5 separate regions of the Homo sapiens genome follow, and regions 2, 3, 4 and 5 are each linked to region 1. The links are chromatin contacts, found by Hi-C or POLR2A ChIA-PET in ENCODE. All regions are on one chromosome and are shown on one strand. Each heading gives the region's core, a stretch centred on a gene start or an enhancer-like site at or near the end of the contact. The rest is flanking DNA. Distances are from core to core; before and after follow the strand shown. Region 1 holds the start of ZNF83 (zinc finger protein 83). Region 2 holds the start of ZNF836 (zinc finger protein 836). Region 3 holds the start of ZNF888 (zinc finger protein 888). Region 4 holds the start of ZNF880 (zinc finger protein 880). Region 5 holds the start of ZNF320 (zinc finger protein 320).

Evidence for each region. Hi-C counts contacts between places; a loop is a spot of excess contacts on that map. ChIA-PET counts read pairs that join two places held with the same protein, here RNA polymerase II (POLR2A). Pooled maps may share reads with other maps.
Region 2: a map with no recorded cell type shows a loop between it and region 1 (10-fold over the local background). The contact joins the promoter of ZNF836 here to the promoter of ZNF83 in region 1. A Hi-C loop is called at or near these places in 1 of 37 single-sample maps with no recorded cell type and 10 of 50 pooled maps. POLR2A ChIA-PET finds 5 or more read pairs at or near these places in 4 of 52 experiments (CD4-positive, alpha-beta T cell, HepG2, OCI-LY7 and 1 more).
Region 3: a pooled map shows a loop between it and region 1 (8-fold over the local background). The contact joins the promoter of ZNF888 here to the promoter of ZNF83 in region 1. A Hi-C loop is called at or near these places in 1 of 37 single-sample maps with no recorded cell type and 8 of 50 pooled maps. POLR2A ChIA-PET finds 5 or more read pairs at or near these places in 1 of 52 experiments (endothelial cell of umbilical vein).
Region 4: a loop to region 1 is called in a pooled map, with 18 times the contacts of the local background. The contact joins the promoter of ZNF880 here to the promoter of ZNF83 in region 1. A Hi-C loop is called at or near these places in 9 of 50 pooled maps. POLR2A ChIA-PET finds 5 or more read pairs at or near these places in 4 of 52 experiments (CD4-positive, alpha-beta T cell, H1, activated CD8-positive, alpha-beta memory T cell and 1 more).
Region 5: a map of B cell shows a loop between it and region 1 (14-fold over the local background). The contact joins the promoter of ZNF320 here to the promoter of ZNF83 in region 1. A Hi-C loop is called at or near these places in 3 of 168 maps with a recorded cell type or tissue (B cell and naive thymus-derived CD4-positive, alpha-beta T cell), 4 of 37 single-sample maps with no recorded cell type and 12 of 50 pooled maps. POLR2A ChIA-PET finds 5 or more read pairs at or near these places in 1 of 52 experiments (activated T-cell).

The regions. Positions count from the first base shown.
Region 1 is chr19:52,636,370-52,639,942 of GRCh38, forward strand. ZNF83 (zinc finger protein 83) reads right to left here and starts at 1,986. Exons shown (of 3, transcript NM_018300.4): 1 at 1,943-1,986. It also overlaps the pseudogene LOC124904757. RefSeq lists enhancers at 914-1,432, 1,433-1,950, 1,704-1,823 and a silencer at 2,034-2,233.
Region 2 is chr19:52,169,891-52,173,463 of GRCh38, forward strand. ZNF836 (zinc finger protein 836) reads right to left here and starts at 1,731. Exons shown (of 5, transcript NM_001102657.3): 1 at 1,446-1,731. RefSeq lists an enhancer at 1,130-1,269 and a silencer at 1,850-1,899.
Region 3 is chr19:52,921,759-52,925,331 of GRCh38, forward strand. It overlaps ZNF888 (zinc finger protein 888), which reads right to left and starts at 1,670. Exons shown (of 5, transcript NM_001393938.1): 1 at 1,611-1,670. ZNF888-AS1 (ZNF888 antisense RNA 1) reads left to right here and starts at 1,591. Exons shown (of 2, transcript NR_186336.1): 1 at 1,591-1,706; 2 at 1,915-2,321. RefSeq lists enhancers at 598-1,331, 1,332-2,063, 1,553-1,602, 1,883-2,052 and a silencer at 1,743-1,792.
Region 4 is chr19:52,368,145-52,371,717 of GRCh38, forward strand. It overlaps ZNF880 (zinc finger protein 880), which reads left to right and starts at 1,779. Exons shown (of 4, transcript NM_001145434.2): 1 at 1,779-1,833. The coding sequence starts at 1,822. RefSeq lists enhancers at 1,461-1,760, 1,771-1,880, 2,081-2,220.
Region 5 is chr19:52,895,868-52,899,440 of GRCh38, forward strand. ZNF320 (zinc finger protein 320) reads right to left here and starts at 1,768. Exons shown (of 6, transcript NM_001351774.2): 1 at 1,653-1,768. RefSeq lists enhancers at 1,303-1,502, 1,703-1,782.

The DNA.
Region 1 (3,573 bases), core at 736-3,235:
TCACTTCACTGCCCCACTCCCTACCCCACTCTGGGAAAAGGGAACAGAGTGACTCACAAGTGAATAAGTCACTCCACTGTAGCTGAATAGGGATTCCAAGTGGAAGCTAACCTCTGAGGCCAACATTCATAGAATGTACATGTCTTATAGATAGGATTCTTAAAATTCTCAATCTCATCTGTATAATTTAAGCAGTTTTAAGTTACTAGATTATATACAAAGAAGTCAAATGTCACAACTAATCGTATCCAATGAACTCACCCACTCATCTAAACCCAAAGTCCTCCGCCCCTTTTTTTCTTTTGAGACAGGGTCTTGCTCTGTTGACCAGGCTGGAGTGCAGTGACATGATCTCGGCTCACTGCAGCCTGGACCTCCTGGGTTCAAGTGATCCTTCTGCCTCGGCCTTCAGAGTAGCTGGGATTACAGGTGCACACTATCATGCCCGGTTGTTTTTTTTTTTTTTTGGTAGAGATGGGGGTCTCACTATGTTGCCCAAGCTAGACTCGAACTCCTGTACTCAAGCAATCTTCTTGCCTCAGTCTCCTAAAGTGCTGGGATTACAGGCGTAAGCCACTGCGCCCAGCCCATCTTTCTTCATTACTGTGCTTCCCTCCCTAATTGTGTACATATCTCTCATTCTCCCCTTCTCTCTCTAGCTCTTGTTTTCTTTTCTTTTTACCTGGCATTCTGCTCCTCATTTTGTACCCCTCTCCTCTCCTGCTGTTTATCCCCTTCTTCCCTCTATTCCTTCTCTTCCACCTCTTCTGCTCCATCCTCGCAACTTACCTAACTTCTTGCTGTTCCTTCTCCCCAATCGTTCTATCGTCCTCAATCTTGATATATTTCCGCCTCTTCTCCCATCTCTGTGCATCCTCTGCTCTCCCTGTTAAATTCCGTCTTCCCTGTTATACCCCCTGTCCCCAATATGTGGAACCACAGATCCCCAGGTGTCCTCCCTGCTGTGGTTCTCCCTCTGTTCTCCTTGCCACCAGCACCACTCTGCTCTGTCTGCCCTGGCTCCAAATCCCTCCTCCTCTCCCTCACTCTGATGAGATTCCCTCTTTGCTGCCCCTCTCCCTACCTTGCTGTCCTTCATCTCTCTGTACATCTAGGTTTCTCTACGTTTCTCCAGTTACTTTTCTCCTCCTGCTTTCTTTTTTTTTCTTTTCACTTTTGCTGTCTCTTGACAAATCCATCACCCACCCTCTACTTTGCCCTCTGTTATGGGTCTTTCTCATTCTTTTCTCTGTCTCAGCTTTTCTACTGCTCTGTCTCCCAATGCCTTTGGCCGACACAATCACAGGAGGGTTTGGATAAGACGCCTGCATCCCGGAGGAGCTCGTTTTCCGGGGGCTGGAGCTGGGCAGGCAAGAACACCCCGTGTCACAGGACAGGCCCCGGGTACCTCCCCAACGCGGGTTCAGGGGAAGAGGTGACTGTGGAGGAGAGACCTGTGGAGCAGCAGGGCCCGCCACGAGGAGGGAGGTGGGGGGGAGACGGCGCCTTAAGACAAGGTTGGGGTCTGCAGGATTCCAGGACCAGGCAAAGTACGCGGCCTCCCTGGGACTGGGGCCCTGGCGCTGCGCTCCAGTGGCCTACGAAGGCGAGGGTGGGAGGCGCCCAGGGCGGGAATCCAGCTCTCGGGTGAGGACTTTAAAAAGCGAGGGGCGGGAGGAGTCAGAAAACAGTTTTGAGCAGGAAAACTACGCGACAGGAAGTGTATACATCGCCCTACAGCAGAAAGACCGGGGACAGCCCAGCCTCAGGGCGACTTTAAACCCAAAAGGAAGCGATATCCGGACTCTCATGGGGACGTCTCAATTTGTCCTGGGTGAAGGAAGAAGGGAGAGAATTTCCAGGTCTGTGGGGACCCCACGTCTCAGGTACAGCAGCGCCGGGGACCTGGTAAGCGCAGACTTAATAGAAGAGCGAAACTCACCGCCACGGTGTAACTTTCACTCCACATAATCCGCTTCCGGGTTTGCGCGCATGTGCGCGCGCAGTACAGAAGCCAGGTCTGGGCGGGGCCCGCGAGGTGGGCGGGGCCTGGATGAGGTAGGGGCGGGGTGGGAAGCCGAGAGACTTTCCCCTTTAGAACCAGCAGTGGGCGGGGCCAGGGCGGGACCTGTGAGTCTCTCAGCATCGTTCCCAGCGCAGAGGCATTTTTCGGGTTTTGGAGGCGAGACCGGCCAGGAAGGCTGAGGCATGATTCAAAAGCCCTGGAATTATCTGGAACGGGGATGCAAACTAGAATGTGAAATGCAAAGCCCTGCCTGGGCGGAAGGTACAATTTCATGCTGATAGCCCACAGAACCGAATAGAAATCCTCTCCCTTTCTATTCTCCATTCACTTGGGAGAGAGTCCACGCTGTGCTCAGCTTTAGAGACTCAGGCCACTGCCTGAGATGCAGGATGGAGTGCTCAGGCCAAGGATGGGTGAGGTCACCACCTGCGGCTTAAACACAGCTGGGATATGGGCGCGGGAGTGGGAGCCTGAGGTCCCAGCTATTCAGGAAGCAGCGGCGGGAGGATCGCCGAGCCTGGGAGTTCAGGCCAGCCTGGGCGACAAAGTAACACCCCCTCCCGCAGGGCTCCCTTCCTCGTCTCTCTCTCTCTTTTCTTTTTTATAATAAAATTTTTGATGATGTTACATAGGGATCCAACATTATTCTTTTCCACGTGGATATCCAGTTAGTTGTCCCAGCGTATTTGTGTAAGAGATCTATCAGTTTCTTTTTTTGTTTCTTGAGATGGAGTTTTGCTCTAGTTGACCAGGCTGGAGTGCAATGGCGCGATCTCTGTCTCCCAGGTTCAATCGATTCTCATGCCTCTATCTCCCAAGTAGCTGGGATCACAGGGATGTGCCACCATGCCCTGCTAATTTTGTATTTTTAGTAGAGATGGGATTTCTCCATGTTGGTCAGGTTGGTCTCAAATTTCCGACCTCAAGTAATCCGCCCGCCTCGGCCTCCCAAAGTGCTGGGATTACAGGTGTGAGCCACCGCGCCCGGCTTATTTTCTTTTATATATTTAGTTTTTTCTATTTTTTTTTTTTTTTTTTTTTGAGGCAGAGTTTTCTTTTTTGGCCAGGCTGGAATGCGGTGGCGAGATCTGGGCTCACTGCAGCCTCTGCCTCCTGGGTTGAACCGATTTTCCTGTCTCAGCCTCCGGAGTAGTTGACATTACAGACGCGCACAACCATGCCCGGCTAATTTTTGTATTTTCGATACAAACGAGGTTTCACTATATTGGCTAGGCTGGTCTCGAACTTCTGACTTCAAGTGATCTGACTGCCTCAGCCTCTGAAAGTGCTGGGATTATAGTCATAAGCCACACTTCCTGGCCCAAAAAATATTCATTTCTTTACTCTTTAAATTTTGAGAAAATATAATGGAAAACAAAAAAAATCTTCCCCCCAATGAGAAATCATCTTCACGATGATAATAGTGAAAGAAATAAAAACCACATTATTAATAAGTAAGCCTTAAACCAGAATGTGATGGGAAATTGAGGCAAACAGCTAAGAGGTTGAAAAGAGACAAGGAAACTTCACTGTTCTATACAACCCAT
Region 2 (3,573 bases), core at 481-2,980, 470 kb before region 1:
GAAAAGAGTTACCACGAATGACTTAATTTAAATGCTCTCTGGCTAAACAGAAATTCCAAATATCTTTTGATACAAATAAATACAAAATGCACAAGCCTTACAGAAAAGAGTGGTAATTTTCATCCTCACGAGTACAATTTAAAGAAATGAATTTTAAATTAGAGTATAAAGTCACAAATTAGAATATTACAACCACCATCCATATCCAATCAACTCATCGCTCATCTGGATGGGGTCCTCTCCCACTTTCTTCACTATTGTGTGTGTCCCTCTCTCATTCTGCACCTTTCCTCCCCTTTTCTGTTTTTCTCCTCTTTATGTCTGTTCTGCCCGATGCTCTGCAACTTACTTCACCTCTCGTAGCTCTTTCTCCCCAATCTTTCTGATTGTCCCCAATCTCCACGTATTTCCGCCTCTTTTTCCCCATCTGAGCTCCCTCTCTGCTCTCCTTGTTAAAATTCCCTCTTACCTGTTACACCTCCTTTGTTCCCACTCTCTAGCACCCCCAACTCCCTAGGCTTCCTCCCTGCTGTGGTTCTCCCTCTACTCTGCTTGTCACCCACTGCCCTCTCTCCCTCTCTTTCAGTCCCAGCACCACGTAGCTCTGTCGGCTGCGGCTCCAACTCTTTCACCTTCTCCCCACTGTCTGTCTGCAGTGCCTCCTCCTTTGCCGCCCCACTCTATTTTGCTGCCTTTCATCTCTCTGAAGGTCCCCCTTTTTTTCTAAATTTCTCTGTGTGCTTTCCTCCCCCTGCTTCTTTCTCCATTCGTTCTCTTTCACTCTTGCTGTCTCTTTGCAAATCCCTAAATTATCATCCATTTTGCCGTGTATTTATGGGTCTCCCTCATTCTCTTCTATTCGGTCTTTCCTTTTGCTCCGTCGCTCCCCTTCTTTTCCTCTCCTGATCCCTCTCACCCACACATTCAGTAAGAAAGGGGAGGAATAGGATGCCCACCTCCCGGAAAAGCATATTTTCCAGTGGAGTAAAATTTGGGAAGGAAGAACACTGGGTGTCACAAGACTCAGGTGACCTCCCCCAAGGGGGGGATCGAGAAAAGCAGTGGCTGTGAAGGGGAAGCCTGGGGAGCGAAAGGACCCGGCGTGAGGAGGACACAAGGTGGCAGGGGGTACGGTGTCTCAGGACAGGGAGGGTCTGCAGAATCCCAGGACCTGGGAGGAGAAGCGACTCCTTCAGGAGCCGGACGGCGGGCGCTCCCCTCCAGGGGCTGACGACGGAGAAGCTCCGGGGTCGCAACGGGCGGGAATCCACCTCCCGAGTGAGGACTCGACTTGGCGCAGGGCCGAAGCAGAGGTCAGTAAGGGTTTTAAGCAGGAACACGACCTGAGTGGGGTTGTCTACATGGTCCTAAGGCAGAAAGGCAGGGAGCAAGGAACAGCCTCAGAGAGATTTTTAAACCGAAAGGGAAGCAATTATCAGACTTACTTGGGGCGAAGGGGCTGTTGCTGGTATTTTAAGGTCCGTAGCGATCCCCAGGAAACGGGTATGGACAAGGGAAGACTGCCAAGTGCACGTTCGATTCAGGCAGACGGGGCGAAGCAAATGTTTAGTCCAGGTAGACGGAAACTGACGCGCAGCGCTGTGATCTTTTCCCCGCGCGATCTGCTTCCGGGTGTGCAGGAAGCTACACGCCCTGAGAAAAAAGACTGAGAGACCTGGGGCGGGAGAGGGGCCTGGGCGGGGTGCGACCCGCAAGGGAAAGGGCAGAAAGACTGGCCAGATTTGGGAACCCTGAAAGGGTGGGGCAAGGCTGATGCGGTAGTGGGCGGGGCCAGGTGGGCTAAGCGGGACGGGCGGTGTGGGCGGGACCTGTTTGGTGGGCGGGGCCTGTTATTCGCTCTGCCTTCCACCCAGCAAGTCTTTGTTCTCCCGATTTAGGAGTATTTGTGACTATTTCTTGTCCTGTGAAGCAGCGTTGCTTCCTGCCTATTTTAAGTTAATGTTTTAGACTTTAAGGTCAAAGCTTAAAGTTGTGGTCCACTTCTGTTGGAAACTAAGATGTTTTCTTCTTGTCAAGTTGAACTGATTTAAGTCAAAATCGATTTTTGCGAGCCTGGTGGACTCCATCGGGTCTTGCCAGTGAGGCTGAAGCCAGTTAAGGCTGAAGTTACTCAGTAGTCAGGGAACTAGGATCTCCGTGAAGATCTGATGTGCAGCCGTGGCTGGATCCAGGAACCCTGAAGACATTATGCTAAGCGAAATGTGCTAGACACAGAAAGACAAATCCTGCATGTGCTTACTTACATGTGCAATCTACAAACATCAAAATTACAGTAACAGAGTAGAAGGGTGGTTTCCAGGGCTGACGGTCTATCCTGTGCCTGTCCCACCATTGTATTTTGGAAGCAAATAGCTTCTTTGGCTTCACAGTTTCACAGCTGGACAGAAATTTTGCCTCAGGATGAACCACACTTTGAGTCTCACCCATATGTGATTCAGATAATATTTGGGTAATATTTGGGCCTTAGAGTTTGATACTGAAATGGATTAAGACTTTTGAAATGGGCCAGGAGCAGTGGCTCTGGCCTGTAATCCCAGCTCTTTGGGAGGCCAAGGTGGAAGGATTGCTTGAGCTCAAGAATTCAAGACCAACCTGGGGCAACATAGTAAGACCCTTGTCTCTACAAAAAATACAAAAATTAGCCAGGCATGGTGGCTCACGCCTATAGTCACAGCTATTTGGGAGGCTGAGGTGGGAGGATCTCTTGAGCCCAGGGGATCAAGGCTGCAATGAGTTGTCTTTGCACCACTGAACTGCTGCCAGGGCAACAGAGTGAGACTCTGTCTCAAAAAATAATAATAATAAGACTTTTGAGATGTTAGGATGGGGGTGAAGGGATCTTGCATGTGAGAAGGACATGAATTTTGGGAGTCCAGAGTACAGAATGTTATGAGCTGAATCACGTCCCTAAAAAATCATTGTTGGCCAAGCGCGGTGGCTCATGCCTATAATCCCAGCACTTTGGGAGGCCGCGGCGGGCGGATCACAAGGTCATGAGATCGAGACCATCCTGGTTAACACGGTGAAACCCTGTCTCTACTAAAAATGCAAAAAATTAGCCGGGCGTGGTGGCGGGTGCGTGTGGTCCCAGCTGCTCCGGAGGCAGAGGCAGGAGAATGGCGTGAACCCAGGAGGCGGAGCTTGCAGTGAGCCGAGATCCAGCCACTGCACTCCAGCCTGGGCGGCAAAGCGAGACTCTGTCTCAAAAAATAAATAAATAAATAAAATAAAATAAATCATTGTCTTTAAGTTCTAACACCCAGTACCTCAGAATATGACTGTATTTTGAAATAGGGCATTTAGAGGCTATTAAGTTAAACTAAGCTTGTTAGAATGGGCTCTGATGCAATCTGACTGATGTTTTGATAAGAGGAAATTTGGCTGGAAGCAGTGCTTCATGCCTGTAATCCCAGCACTTTGGGAGGTCAAGGTGGATGGATCACTTGAGCTCAGAAGTTTGAGACCAGCCTGGCCAACATGGTGAAACCCCATCTCTACTGAAAATACAAAAATTAGCCAGGTGTGGTGGCGCATGCCTTTAGTGCCAGCTAC
Region 3 (3,573 bases), core at 420-2,919, 290 kb after region 1:
TTCTACTGAAAATACAAAAATTATCCAGGCATGGTGGCGAATGGCTGTAATCCCAGCTACTCAGCAAGGCTGAGGCAGGAGAATCACTTGAACCAGGGAGGTGGCGATTGCAGTGAGCCAAGATCGTGCCATTGCACTTCAGCCTGGGCAACAAGAGCAAAACTGCATCTCATAAAAGAAAAGAAAGAAAGAAAGAAAGAAAAGAAAACAGGGAAAGAGAGTCAGCTGTTGAACTAAGACAGAAGTAACTTTTTTCATTCAAGAATACATAGGTGGCCAGGTGTGATGGCTCACACCTGTATTCCCAGCACTTTGGGAGGTCGAGGCAGGTGGATCACCTGAAGTCAGGAGTTTGAGACCAGCCTGGCCAACATGGTGAAATCCTGTCTCTACTAAAAATACAAAAATTAGCTGGACTCCATCCACAGCTTATTTAACCTCTTGTTGCTCCTTTTCCCCAATCTTTAGATTGTTCTCAATGTCCATAGATTTCCACCTCTTCTCCCATCTCTCCTGAGCTCTCCCTGTTAAATTCTCTCTTCCCCGTTATACCCCCCTGGCCCCACTCTCTGGCACCCCAGATTTCCCAGGTGTCCTCCCTGCTGTGGTTCTCCCTCTGTTCTCCTTGCCACCAGCACCACTCTGCTCTGTCTGCCCTGGCTCCAAATCCCTCCTCCTCTCCCTCATTCTCATGAGCCTTTCTGTTTGCTGCCCCTCTCCCTACCTTGCTGTCTGTCCTTCATCTCTCTGTACATCCAGCTTTTCTCTACATTTCTCCAGTTGCTTTTCTCCTCCTGCTTTGTTATCTTTTGTTTTTTCACTTTTGCTGTCTCTTGGCAAATCCCTGACCATCCCCTACTTTGCCATCTGTTATGGGTCTTTCTCCTTCTTCTTTTATCTGTCTCAGGTTTTCTACTGCTCTCTGATTCCCTCTCTCTGTCTCCTGATCCCTTTGGCCCACACAATCACAGGAGGGTTTGGAGTAAGACGCCTGCATCCCAGAGAAGCGCATTTTCCAGGGGCTGGAGCTGGGCAGGCAAGAACACCCCGTGTCACAGGACAGGCCCCGGGTACCTCCCCAACGCGGGCTCAGGGAAAGCGGTGACTGCGGAGGGGAGACTTGGGGAGCAACAGGGCCCGGCATGAGGAGGGAGGTGGGGGGGAGATGACGCCTTCGGACAAGGGTGGGGTCCGCAGGATCCCACCACCGGGCAGAGAACGCGGCCTCCCTGGGACTGTGGTGTCAGCGCTGGGCTCCAGGGGCCGACGAGGGTGAGGCTGGGAAGCGCCAGAGCAGGGATCCACCTCTCGGGTGAGGACTTTAAAAAGCGCGGGGTGGGAGGAGTCAACAAACGGTTGTGAACGGGAAAACTACGCGATACAAACTGTATACATTGCCCTATAGCAAAAAGACCGAGGACAGGGCAGCCTCAGGGCGACTTTAAACCCAAAAGGAAGTGACTTCCGGACTCCTAGGGGAATGTCTCCATTTGCTCTTGTTGAAGGAAGAAGGGCGAGAATTTCCAGGTCTGTGGAGACCCCACATCCCAGGTACAGAATTGCCGGGGACCTGGAGGCACAGCCTCAATACAACACAGAGCAAAACTCACCGCCGCAGTGTGACTTCCAGTCCACGCGATCCGCTTCCTGGTCCGGGCGAATCTACAAGCACAGGACAGAAGCCAGGCCTCCGTGGAGCCAACGAGGTGGGCGGGGCCTGGGCGAGGTAGGGGCGGGGCCTGGGCGAGGTAGGGGCGGGGCGCCAGGCGGAGAGACCTGCCCTGTAGAACCGGCAGACGCGGGGCGGGGGCGGATCTGTGCTTCTCTCAGCCGCGTACCTAGCCGCTGTTTTTCGGGTTTTGGTGAGGGAAGAGACAGACCCTCTCATATTGTTTTATATTGTTTTATACTCAGTACCTGTTTTAAGAAAAAAAACAACAAGGAAGTAAAACCGAAGACAGGCAGCCCTGCGCCACGCCCAAAACCAGGCCTGGGCCTGCCTGGCCTAAACCCAATAGTTAAAAATCAACTCATAACTTAGAAACCAATGTTTTTCATAGATTCCAGACATTGTATAGAAGAACATTATGAAACTCCCTGCCCTGTTCTGTTTCTCTCTACCAGTGCACGAAACCCCTGTGTATATATCTGGGACTGTAGTCCCTGTTACGTATCCCCTAGATTGCTCAATCACGACCCTTTTATGTGAAATCTTTAGTGTTGTGAGCCCTTAAAAGGGACAGAAATTGTGCACCCGGGGAGCTCGGATTTTAAGGCAGCTTGCCGATGCTCCCAGCTGAATAAAGCCCTTCCTTCTACAACTCGGTGTCTGAGAGGTTTTGTCTGTGGCTCGTCCTGCTACACCGGAGGCAAGAGTGGCCAGGAAGGCTGAGGCATGATTCAAAAGCCCTGGAATTGTCTGGAACAGGGATGCAAACTAGAACGTGAAATGCAAAGCCCTGCCTAGGCAGAAAGTACGATCTCATGCTGATGGTACACAGAACAGAATAGAAATCTCTCCCTTTCTATTCTCCATTTGCTTCGGAGGGAGAGTCCACCCTGTGCTCAGCTTCAGAGACTTCCCTAGGGCCACCGCCTGGGATGCCGGAGGGAGTGTTCAGGCCAGGGAGGAGTGAGGTCACCACCTGCTACTTAAACACAGCAGAAATGTGGAAGTGGGGGCGGGAGCCTGAGGTCCAGCTACTCAGGAAGCAGTGGCGGGAGGATCATTGAGCCCGGAGGTCCAAGCCAGCCTGAGTGACAAAGTAACACCCCCTGCCGCAGGGATCCCTTCCTCATCTCTTTTTTTTTTAATTTTTAAAATAAAATTTTCATTGTGTGAGATAGGGATCCAACTTTATTCTTTTCCATGTGGATATCCAGTTAGTTGTCCCAGCACAATTGTGGATGACATCTATTAGTTTCTTTTTTTTATTTACTTTTTTTTCTTTTTCTTTTTTTTTTTTGAGACAGAGTATTTCTCTGTCACCCAGGCTGGAGTGCATTGGCAAGATCTCGGCTCACTGCAGCCTCTGCCTTCTGGGTTGAAGCAATTCTTCTGACTCAGCCTGCATAGTAGCTGGTATTACAGGCACGTGCCATCATGCCCGGCTAATTTTTGTTCTTTTGGTAGAGACAGGGTTTCACCATGTTGGCCAGGCTGGTCTCAAACTCCTGACTTCAAGTGATCCGCCTGCCTCGGCCTTCCGAAGTGCTGGGATTACAGGCGTGAGTCACCGTGCCGGGCCCAAGAAATACTCTTTACTTCACTTTTTAAATGTTGAGAAAATACAATTGAAAACTAAAAAATCTTCCCCAGATGAAAAATCATCTTCACTATGATAACAGAGAAGGAAATAACAACCATTTTATTAATAAAGAGCCTTAGACCTGAATGTAATGGGAAATAGAGGCAAACAGTTGAGAGGTTGAAAACAGAGAGAGAAACTTCACTGTTCTATACAACCCATTAAGTACATGTTTTCTTTTGTCTTTTTTCTTTCTTTTTTTTGGAGACAAGAGTCTCACTCTGTTGCCCAGGCTAGAGTGCAGTGGCAAGATCTCAGCTTACTG
Region 4 (3,573 bases), core at 529-3,028, 270 kb before region 1:
GCAGTGAGCTGAGATCACCCCACTGCACTCCAGCCTGGTGACAGAGCAAGGCTCCGTCTCAAAAAAAAAAAAATAATAATAATACTGTAACACAATTTCTTTTTGTACTTCTAGTGTTCAGTGACATCATTTGAAAATATTAATGTTCACCCATCTTCTTTTTAAGTCACACACAGAAAGGGAATTTTGTTTTGGTACATTAACTAGAAACTTCATATAGTCACCCTCACAACTCTTTTGGTAATTTGAATTTTTGACCACTCTTCTGGAACTTGTTTGAAGTCCCCCTAAGGTTTGGCTTGGATCTTGAGAATGATGATCCCATACACTGATATGGTTTGAGAGTGTTTATTATATAATGAGGCTCTGTGGGGGAAAGCAGGGTATACTTTTCCAGCTGGTCCAAAAGTGGCTTCAGAGAACTGGGATAGGTGACTGGCTTGGGGTGTCATGATTGCTAAAGGGTAGGGCTGGGGCGGGGATACCCACTACCCATACTGGAAACTTAGTTACAATTCACACCTAGCATGTATATTTTTATATTTTTTGTATGTATATATATTTTTACATTTTTTTCCTACATTGCCTCCAAATTCTATGTTTAATACATTTCTTCCCTGTTTTGCTCTGGTGAAAACTTTAGGGGACAAATAAATGAGTGCTGTTTGGAGACAAAATTTTGTGACATGGGACTGGGCATTGTGGCGTGTGCCTGTAGTCCCAGCTACTTGGGAGGCTGAGATGGGAGGATCACTTGATGCCAGGAGGTCGAGGCTGCAGTCAGTGAGCTGTCTGCACTTCAGCCTGAAAGACAGAGGGAGACCATCTCAAAAAAAAAAAAAAAAAAAAAAAAAAAGTTGTGACCTGAGTATGTCCATAAGACAATGGCAGGTATACACTAGGATTAATATAAATATGAAAAAAAAAAAAAAACTTGGCCGGGTGCGGTGGCTCACGCCTGTAATCCCAACATTTTGGGAGGCCAAGGCAGGCGGATCACGAGGTCAGGAGTTCAAGACCAGCCTGGCCAACATGGAGAAACCCTGTCTCTATTAAAAGTACAAAAAAGTAGCCCGGTGTGGTGGTGGGCGCCTGTAATCCCAGCTACTCGGGAGACTGAGGCAGGAGAATCGCTTGAACCCAGGCGGCGGAGGTTGCAGTGAGCCGAGATCGCGCCACTTCACTCCAGCCTGGGCAAAAGAACGAAACTCTGTCTCCAAAAAAAAAAAAAAAAAAAAAAGGAAATTGCACATTCCGCCCTGGCAGGGTTTTGCATTTCATATTTTAATTTGCATCCCCTTCATAAACAATTCAAGGACTTTAAAATTCCGGAAACTAGTGTTTATTATTCATTTATATTTATTTATTTTAATTATTTATTTCCAATTTGTTATTTATGATTATGTATTTATTAGGCGCAAGGTTTCTCTCTCATGCCCAGGCGGGAGTGCAGCGCACGACCTCGGCTCACTGCAGCCTCCACCTCATGGGCTCAAGCGATCCTCCCACCTCAGCATCCGGGTAGCTAGGACCACATGCGAGCGCCCCTACAGCCGATTTAAAATTAATTTTAATAGCAGGAATTTTCCTGGATCTAATCATCAACAAACTTTCCCTCTGCCGGGACACAATCTATTTCCAGATAGCTGAGTTCTTCCAGTCTCCACGGCAGGTCTAGCCTCCAAAACGAGACGAGCTGGGAGCGAGGCGGAGGGAAGCGCAGGCTCCGCCCAATCCCACCCGGGCCTGGCCTCGCCTCGCCTCTCAGCTGCGCGCGCAGTTTCCTGGAGACCCGGAAGCAGATTACGTGGAGTGACGGTCATGCTGCGGCGTGTGAGTTTCCCTTTGTTTAGATTAAATCTGGGATGCTGAGTCCCCTCGCGCTTCTGTACCCGGCATCTCAGGGGTCACACAGACCTTGAAATCCCCGCATCGCTCCCTCCACCCCGACTAAACTCAGACGTTCTAATGAGAGTCTGGCGGTCGCTTCCCTGAGTGTTAAAATCGCTCGGAGGCTGGTCCTGTCCCCGGTCTTTCACCACAGGGCCATGTAGACAGCTCCTGTCGCGGAGTTTGCCTGCTTCAAATCCTTCAGTGACCCCTAGACACGGCCCGCGCTGCGTAAAGTTCTCACCCGCGAGATGGATCCACGTCTTTCCGGTCCCCCAAGCCTCGCCCTCTTTTCACAGGCCTGCCCCCTTTTCTGTGCCTTAAATGAGAGGAAATCGATCTGATGTTTACTGCTGATTGTGATGTTTCAGCCTCCATTGGGCTTTTGCTAACACCTAAATAAATATTTAGTGGACAAAATTAGGTTAGTGCAAAAGTAATGGCAAACCGCGATCACTTTTGCACCAACCTAATATTTATGGGCCGGGGCTGGAATTCCATCTTCTCCGGAGGCCCAGGCTGGAGAATTCCTTGAGCACAGGAGTTTGAGACCACTCTGGACAACATAGTGAGACCCCCATCTCAATTTTTGAAACATATGTTTCAGTACGGGTATTTAATAGAGATTGGAATTCTCGTTTCTATGTTTTTACATGGTCTGACTTTTTGAAATAGTTTGAAATAATGTTTATAAACTGAATTGAGCACAGTTTATACATTTTTATTGTTGCAAACATGCTGAAATGCACATTTGCAAAAACAACGACAGCCAGGCACAGTGGTGCACGCTTGTCATTCGAGTTACTCGGAGAGGGTGTCATTTGAGGCCAGGAATTCAAGGCTGTAGTGTGCCATGAATAAGCCACTGCACTGCAACCTGGACACATTAAAAAACGAACAAAGACAAATATCTAAAAAAGAGGTTATTGACAGACAACTCTTTCAGTTGTCACATATATGTTTACTAGAGTATATGTGTGTGAATGTATATATGTATATGAATAAGTGTGTACATGTGATGTGTGTGGATGAGTGCACAGATGAGCAAGTCTATTGTTTTTATCAAAGGCGCATCATCAGTTTATATACGTCTTATATCTTTTAACAGTTGAAATTACATCTTATATATTTTCATGACCTTAAAATTGTTCTACACTGTTATGATAGTGAGTCTATGGCTGTAAGGATAGTAACCTGTTATGGGGATACATGTGCGACAGTTTCTTGATTTTAATCCCGGAACTTATTTTAACTATACTCAGTTAGGTCATTGTCTGTCAATTTACTTTTGATGCTGATCTGTTATTGTTTGATGTTTTTTTTTTTCTTTTTCTGAGATGGAGTCTCTCTTTGTCACCCAGGCTGGAGTCTCGCTTTGTCACCCAGGCTGGAGTGCAGTGGCACCATCTCAGGTCACTGCAAACTCTGCCTCCCGGGTTCAAGTGATTGTCCTGCCTCGGCCTCCCAAGTAGCTGGGATTACAGGTGCCCACCAGTACGCCTGGCTAATTTTTTTATTTTCGGTAGAGATGGGGTTTCACCATGTTTGCTAGGCTGGTCTTCAACTCCTGACCTCAAATGATCCACCTGCCTTGGCCTCCCAAAGTGCTGGGATTGCAGGCATGAGCCACCACGCCTGGCCTAATTCTTAAAGTTTGATTCTAATGCCCAGACTCCTGGGATC
Region 5 (3,573 bases), core at 518-3,017, 260 kb after region 1:
AATGCTTCCAATATATGATACAGACTAGAAAGCATGCAGTCTTCTATGTAAACTGAACACAACAAATTTCATAGAGAAACTTTTAAAATGGTTAAAAATATATACATCTAAAAATGTATATATCTAATAAAATGTAGGGTCAAAGAAGAAAATTTTGAACTCATATCATAGTTGGAAAACAATGATGTGAGCTCATAAGATTCTACCAAAGCTTATTTGAAAAGTAGTTATCTTACTTTTTTCAGACGGAGTCTCGCTCTGTCACCCCAGGCTGGAGTGCAGTGGCATGATCTCAGCTCACTGCAACCTCCCCCTCCCTGTCCAAGGGATTCTGCTGCCTCAGCCTCCTGAGTAGCTGGGATTACAGGCGCCCGACATCACACCTGGCTAATTTCTGTATTTTATTCGACACGAGATTTCGCCATGTTGACTAGGCTGGTCTCGAACTCCTGACCTCAGGTGATCTGCCCGCCTTGGCCTCCCAAAGTGCTGGGATTACAGGCATGAGCCATTGCACACGGCCTTTATTTTTATTTATTTATTTTTTAATTAAGAAACAAGGCGGGCATGGTGGCTCATGCCTGTAATTCCAGCATTTTGGGAGGGCGATACAGCTGGATCGCTTGAGCCCTGGAGTTGGAGACCAGCCTGAGCAACAAGGCAAAAGCCCGTCTCTACCAAGTACACAAAAATTAGCGCGGTGTGGTGGCGCGCGGCTGTGGTCCCAGCTACTCTGCAGGCTGAGGTGACAGGATCGCTTGAGCATAGGATGTTGATGATGCAGTGAGCTGTGATCCTGTCACCGCTCTCCCGCCTGGGCAACAGAGTGAGACCCCATCTCCAATAAAAAAGAATAAAAAAGAAATACCTGGGTCCTGGGTCTGGGGGCAGCGAATCTAAGGCCAATTAAGGCAAACTTTCTAAAACTAGACAAAAAGGAAAAACCCCATCTCCCCATCCGGAGTAACAAAGGATCAAAGGCCGCTGTCCCTACCGCCCTCCTCCTTCCACCACGTCTCAGAAAGGGAAAGAGCCCAGGAGTGGCCATGGCCAAGCACCGGCCACACCTTCATCTGCATAGGGCACCCATCTGCTCCGGCCTCGGGCCAATTCACCTCAGCATTTCGTTGGCCAAGGGCCAAAAATCCTTCATCCAGATAAGGGGTAGCCCATAGGGACCTCAAAATAAATACTTTAACCCCCTAAAACTTTCTAAACGGGTCCCCGGAGACGCTGGCTCGGGCCCACTCCCCTCTGTGGAGTGCTTTCTTGATTGCATATATTCGTTTTCCAGGAGTTGGAACTAGGTAGCAACACCGCACAAGGAGGGAGGTGGGGAGCGACGGAGCCTTCGGACAGGGGTGGCGTCTGCAGGATCTTAGGACCAGGCAGAGGACGCGGCCTCCCGGGAACCGGGGTTGAGGCGCGGCGCTCCTGAAGCCGCCGAGAGCGACGGTGGGAGGCGCCTAGGGCTGGAATCCAGCTCGCGGGTGAGGACTTGAAACAGCGCGAGGCGGGAGGACAGGTCAGGAAGGGTTTTGAGAAGGAAAATTCCGCGATAGGAGGTGTCTGCACGACCCCACTGCAGAAAGACCGAGGACGGGACCTGCCTCAGGGCCACTTTAAACTCGAAGGGACTCACGGACTCTCACCCGGACGTCTCAATTTGCTCTGGGTTGAGAAAGAGGGGCCGCAATTTCCAGGTCTGTGGGGACTCAACGTCCCCGGTATAGCAGCACCACAGGACTGGGAAGCACACATAAAACAGAGCGAAACTCACGCGCTGTGGTGTGACCTTCAGTCCCTGCCATCCGCTTCCGGGTCTATGCCAATCAGCGCAGGACAGAGGCCAGGCCTGGGCGGGACCCCCGAGAAGGTAGGCGGGGCCTGGACTAGGCCGGGATGAGACGCGAAGAGGTGGGCGGGGCCTGAACAAGGCCGGGGCGGGGTTGAGAAACAAGGGGCCTGGCTGGGAGAAGAGTCCTGGGCTATGAGGGGTCGGCGGGGGCGAGAAGCGGGTGGGTCCTGAGCTTTCCTCCATCTCGCTCTCTGCGCCTTTTTTCCAGGTTTTGGAGGCGAAAGCCGCCAGTGAGGCTGGAGCAGCTCAGCAGTCATTGAAATAGTACCTCCCTGAGAAGTCAACGTGAGGCGGTCATTGGACCCAGGAAAGTTCCTTGCTATTGAAATTAATTTTAGCAATTTATGTCCAAAATCTGGAAGTTGTCAAGGGAAGGAATGCAAACTAGAATGCGAAATACAAAGCTCTGCCTCAGCGAAACCTCCAATTTCCTGCTGACGGCCCACAGAACAGAATAGCAAATCCTCTCCCTTTCTATTTTCCATTCACTGGGGTGGGAGAATCCACCCTGTGCTCAGCTCCAGAGACTTCCTCAGGGCCACCGCCTGGGGTGCGGAGCGGAGGCCTCAGGCCAGGGAGGAGTGAGGTCACCACCTCCTGCTTAAACACAGCAGGGATGTGGGCGAGGTGGCGAGTCTGGGGTCCCGGCTACTCAGGAAGCAGGAGCCGCAAGACCGCTGAGCCCGGAGGTCCAGGCCAGCGTGGGCGACAAAGTAAGACCCTCTACCCCAGAGCTCCTTCCTCCGCCTCAATAAGAAAAAAAGGGATTTTTAAAAAAAGCATTGACATTGTAACAGTGTGTAGCAGGGCTAGCGGCAGACAAAACTTCTCAGACACTGAGTTGTAGAAGGAAGGGCTTTATTCAGCTGGGAGCGTCAGCAATCTACTGCCTTGAAATCCGAGCTCCCTGAATGCACAATTTCTGTCCTTTTTAAGGGTTCACAACACTAAAGATTTCACATGAAAGGGTCGTGATTGATTTGAGCGAGCAGGCGGTACGTGACAGGGGATGCATGCACCGGTGGTCAGAGAGAAACAGAACAGAGCGGGGAGTTTTACAATGTTCTTCTATACAATGTCTGGAATCTATGAATAACATTGGGTTCTAAGCCATAAGTTGATTTTTAACTACTGGGTTTAGGCCAGGCAGGCCCAGGCCTGGTTTCGGGCCTGGCCCCGGGGCTGCCTGTCTTTGGTTTTACTTTCTTGTTGTTTTTTCTTAAAACAGGTACTGAGTATAAAACAATATGAGAGGGTCTCTGTCTTCCTTTATTTCTTCTTTTTGAGAGTCTCACTTTTTATTAGTGGGAGTTCTTACTCTTGTTTTTGCTACTTATGTCTTTTTGTGTAATAGATTGATAGTGATTCATATAGTACACTTGTGCTGAATCATTTTGGTGAACTAAGGTAGCGATGAAGCTTTTTATCATTTGAAGAGGTACAGGTAGCAAACAAGAGAGCAGTAAGCAGCTTTTTATTACTATTATAACTCTTATTATAAGAGTTTTAAATCCTCCTATTGCTGGGAACTAATTTTTAAACATGGCTCCTGGATTGAGTCCGTGCCACACCTGTACGGGTACATGTGTCAGTTTTGTTATATTTTTAACTATGTCTTCAACTACTTTCCTCTGATGATCTATGTGTAGACAACAATTAGTAAGGTTAAATTTTCTACAAACTTTTCCTTCAGCTGCTAGCAAGTAGTCGAGAGC